Linked DNA regions of Mus musculus: region 1 is linked to region 2. The links are chromatin loops, found by intact Hi-C in ENCODE. Cell type or tissue: heart. All regions are shown on one strand.

Region 1 (2,500 bases), 460 kb after region 2:
ACACTAGGCTCTACTTGCCAAAAGTTCCTCCCCTTGTTAACACTGCCACATCTACAACCAACTTTGAACCCAACATTCATCAGGGCAAATACTAGCCAAGCCAGAGAATCATTTCAAGCTGACTGCCTTTTCTCTAGTGCCCAGCAGAGTGGCAAGTTCAAGCAAGACCTCTAGCAGGCAAAGACTGAATTGGTGACAGGAACCTGCTGACTCCATCTCTAGCTTATTCTGAGAGTCATTCTCAGTTACCCAGCAGCCAGGGACCTAAGGAGCCTGACAGGGGAAGAGCCCCTTACAAAGAGACAACAGATCTGCTGCCTGGGTGCTGTGTCACACTGCAGAGGACACAGGACAGAGGACAAAGGACAGGAATGCTCCTGGATCAAGCCTCTGTCCCTTGGGATAAGCCGCTTCCTCCATTCTGGGAACAAGGGCAATATCCAATCAAATCCATGTGGACCCTTGCCTGTGGACCCCCCATGAAAGGCTTAGACATTTGTTTTCTTTACACCTTTAATTCCAGTGCCTGGGAGGCTGAGGCAGGGGGATTGCAAGTTTAAGGTCAGTCAGAGCAACATGGAAAGATCCTGTCTGAGAGAAAGGAAGAGGGAGAAGAGTAGAAACAGAGAAAGAAATGTTTAGTTGTGGTAAGATATCCTAACAGTCAAATATCCAGCTTCAAAGCTAATTTTGAATGGCCTTCTCCCCCCTGCCCCCTTATGAGGACTGGTTTGTATATGTATATTTTCCCAAATAGATTACATTCCTGGGATTTCACATGCATTTTTTATCTGCTGAGAGGACTCAATCAGCACTCCTTGGAGGTACAGGACACTCAACCCAGCTGTTTGGGTGAGTGAGGGGACCAGGTAACACAAAAATATAAGGAAGAGAGAGAATTGTTGTCCTCCAGCCGTATTAAGTGTCCTCTCCCATGCCTCTGGCCCACCACAGTTAGCAGCTTCTCTGGCTTAAGAAACAGGCCTGGGGGCTTCGTGCCAGCCACAAGGGCAGTGAAACCTTCTTCAAAGGCCAAGCCCCAGAGGCAGAGCCCCAGATCCAGCATGGCTGAGACTTTCACACATTTCTGTCTTCTGTCTCCTGTGAATGGTGACATACAGTTGGGCACTTTAAACTACTAGCCAGTAGTTATTCCAACATTGACTGGAACTCGAAGGCAAGGAAAGGAAGGGGGCTTCAAGAGCAATGTGGGAGTGAGCCCCTGTACACAGGGACACAGACCAGCCCTTGCAGCTGGTTTCTATTTTCCTTCTTAGCTGTTGGGGGTTCCTACCACAGTCATGTGATTTCTGTGATTAGAACCAGAATGAGCAGGAATGGGCAGACGGGGCAGCCCCAAGAAGTGAGGCAGGTGCACATGTTACTTCTAAACTTCTTTACAACCCCACAGGATGAGGCTATAGAGATGGCTCAGTGGTTAAGAGAACTGGCTGCCATTCCCTAGGACTCAGGTTGATTCCTAACTCCCATATGGAAGTTCAAACACCCATAACTTCAGTTTCAGAGTATCCTATGCCCTCTTCTGGCCTCTTTAGGAACTGCATGCATGTGGTATGCAGGCAAAACACTCACACGCATAAAATAACAATTAAAAAGATTAAAATCTCTACCTCACAGTCCCATCTTGATTGTCAGTGGGATGCAAATGTGCAAAAGCACTCTGTATCAGAGATTAAAAGTTTCTAATAAATTCTAACAATGTTCTCTAGTGAGCATTAATAGATTTATTCTCAGGCATCTGGGGCTGGAGAGATGGCTCAGCGGTTAAGAGCACTGACTGCTCTTCCAGAGGCCCTGAGTTCAAATCCCAGCAACCACATGGTGGCTCACAACCATCCATAATGAGATCTGACGCCCTCTTCTGGTGTGTCTGACGTACTTACATATAATAATAAATAAATCTTTGGGCCGGAGCGAGCAGAGGTCCTGAATTCAATTCCCAGCAACCAAATGATGGCTCACAAACATCAGTACAGCTACAGTGTATGCATATATATAATATGTATTTATTTTTTACATTAAATAAATACATCTTTTTTAAAAATAGATTTGTTTTCTGTACCACAGTCAAGGCAAATCCTAGTACTTTGTGGCCACAATTACCGAAACCATGGAATGAACAGGTGCGTAAGGGGAGGTTTCCTGAGGAGAAATGGGATTCAAGAGCTCAAGTCACCCCTGGGCACTGTACAGTGACAGACAAGAGCTGAACTTCTGTCTTGTGTCCCCATGTGGAGTATTTTCCTAGACCTCTTTTGTGAATTATCATGTTTTGAACTTTCAGCACAAAGCAAGAATTTATCTTTTTCCCCCTCCTGTGTCTGCCTTGTTGAAGTGGGACTTGAACAATGCTGAGCATTTAGAATCTTAAGGCTTTTTTTTTTCTTCTTCAGATAATTCTGGCTTTGTGTCCTTTTCCCATCAGGGAGGGATGGGCGGGGCTTAAGAATGAGGGGCAGCAGAGTCTGCAGATAAAGGG
Region 2 (2,500 bases):
AGCACAATACTTGGCTAAAAGTCCCTGTCCCTTTCCTACTTGTAGAATAGCGCAACCATCCTGACAGGAATGAAGCTATGCTAAAGAGCCTTGAGCTGTGCCCTTTTGACTATCAGAATATTGAGCCAGTAGTCCCTAGTAAATCTAATGGGCTCTCTCTGAAGAAGCTCATGCTAGTAGAGGGAGTATTTAAAGTCTGGTACCAGCCAGCTGGAAAGCTTGTCGCTTGGAACAAGATTCCACACCATTCCGACAACTTTGATGGCCACTTTGCAGGAGACCATATGAACAACTTGACCAGCTTAGTAATTATGCATACCTCTCTTTTTTTTTTTTTTTCCTTTTTGGTTTTTCGAGACGGGTTCTCTGTGTAGCCCTGGCTGTCCTGGAACTCACTTTGTAGACCAGGCTGGCCTCAAACTCAGAAATCCACCTGCCTCGGCCTCCTGAGTGCTGGGATTAAAGGTGTGCACCACCACACCCGGCCATACCTCTTAATCTCAACCTCATGTTAGGTCTCTGGAAGGCAGACTTGGTGCCGTCATTAGGCCTCTCTCCACATGACCACATTGACTAGATCTCTTTCTCTGCTTTTCCAACATGTCTCATTGGTTGGCTGTTTAGAGGTCAGTGAGTGGATGAACCTGGCTTGTTAGGATTGTCATGGCCCAGGCTCTGACTTTAGCAACTCCATTAACTGTCTGATCAGAGTATACGTAGATAAGAATATATTTTAGTCCCTTTCTTAGTTGGGCTTTTATTGTTGTGAAGAGACACCATGACCAGAGCATGTCTTCTAAAGGAAAATATTTCACTGGGGCTGGCTTAGAGTTCAGAGGCTTAATCCATTATCATCATGGCAGGAAGCATGGAGGCATGCAGGCAGACATGGTGCTGGAGAAGGAACTGAGAGTTCTAAATCGAATCAGCAGCCAACAAGAAGAAACATTGAGAGAATAGGTCAGGCTTGAGCATCTGAGACCTCAAAACCCACCCCCAGTGACGCACTTCCTCCAACAAAGCCACTCCTACTCCAACAAGGCCACACCTACTAATAGTGCCACTCCCTATGAGCCTATGGGTCCGTTTTCTTCAAATCAACACAGTCACCACCTTCAGGAAGTCCTAGTATAGCAGTAAATGCTGAGGTGATCTGCCATAGTCTAATAGGAAAGTGATGCTGGACCAGGTTTACAGTCCAGTATTTCACCAATGTTGGGCCCTGTGTGTTGGCTCTTGGAACTCTGGTCCATGACAAGGTGCAGCTCCTGATGCCCTGTATGCTTGCTTTTATAACTGCTATAACCTGGACCTGTTGAGGATTGAAACTAAGGATGAAAGTGATCAAATTATGGGAAATTATTAATTATTATTAATCTAAGACTTGCTAAGGGAAACCAAAAATGCCACCACAAAACATGTACAATAATGACCATCAGAGGGCACTGTTGCTGCATTTATAGCCCAGAGCATTTCAAACCAGGCAGTACTGTTTTTAACTTTGGTCTTGGTAGTAATGTAGTTTCTGGTGGCCTTTAGAAAACTGCTGGTAAGTCTTAGTCTTAAAACTTTTCAAGGATAGAGATTTAGGCACGATGCAGACCTAGCATGTGCAGGGTCTGGGTCCAATCTCCAGCACGGAAACAGACAACACCCCTTTTCTGACTAGTTGCCCCAAACTCAGTGAACTTATGCATATTAGATATTAGGATATTTACATGAGAATAGTCAAAGCCTATGAGAAGGTGGAACCTGCACAAGCCTAAGTCTAGATCTTTCAGAAACTGGAAAATGGGATTGGTGGCTTTCCCAGGATTGTGTGAAAGAATAGAGAATCCATGGGCTTTTCACATCAGGGGGCTCTAGACTGGATTCTGACATCAGCTCATGGTGATAGGTCTTTGAGAAACTGTCAGAGCCAATTCTCCAGGATAGTAGAGAGGCTCTGCAGCCATGGCAATCCTGTTAGCAATATTTCAGATCCTTAGCACATATGTGATAACATAGTGCCGTCCTGGACTTACGCTTTGCTTAGGGGGTTCTTGGACTGACCTCCACCTTCCCCACGAGCTCCAAAGTCCACTAAGCAGGAACTGTGTTCACCGTTGCATCCAAGCTCCCAGTAAATGGGATGGAAGAACAGAAAGAATGAGCGAGTGAATGGGAAATTTACTCTTTTAAATATAAGATATGAGTTTGGATAATGCCTAAATGTCAGTATTTGGAATAGGTGGGTGCAGTCTTGGGACTTGTCTATGGCATATCACTGAACTGGTCTACGAGGCTGGACTAGGAGAAAGCTCAGAGGAGAGAATTGGGTTATTTTGGTATGACTTTTTCTTCTCCCAGCATGAGATTCCTGAAGCTATTCTGATTTCTTTGGGGTTCGTTGTTTCAATAGTCTGGTAGCCAGACTGAGGGACACAGTGTCTCTAGGATATTTTCATTTCTGGCAGGCTGGTTACAGGAACACAGAAGTCATCCTTTACCAGTGAAGGCA

The links. A loop is a pair of places that touch in the nucleus more often than their neighbours do. Peaks named below come from ENCODE experiments on the same cell type or tissue, not always from the same donor. Only the 100,000 strongest peaks of a DNase experiment are listed, where the experiment ranks them.
Region 1: it touches region 2 in a loop (3-fold over the local background); 19 of 42 quality-filtered maps call a loop at or near these places.

What each region holds. Positions count from the first base shown.
Region 1 is chr11:32,130,868-32,133,367 of GRCm38, forward strand. All of the region lies in intron 1 of Gm39676 (a long non-coding RNA gene), which reads right to left. It overlaps Gm51888 (a long non-coding RNA gene), which reads left to right. Exons shown (of 3, transcript XR_003949656.1): 3 at 1-1,505. Among named protein-coding and RNA genes, the nearest start is that of Gm39676, 4.5 kb to the right of the region's middle. In heart, a CTCF peak has its summit at 1,550 (motif pointing left); no DNase peak of the experiment used is centred here.
Region 2 is chr11:31,674,173-31,676,672 of GRCm38, forward strand. No RefSeq gene overlaps it. Among named protein-coding and RNA genes, the nearest start is that of Bod1, 3.6 kb to the left of the region's middle. In heart, a CTCF peak has its summit at 1,432 (motif pointing right); no DNase peak of the experiment used is centred here; H3K27ac peaks cover 349 bases.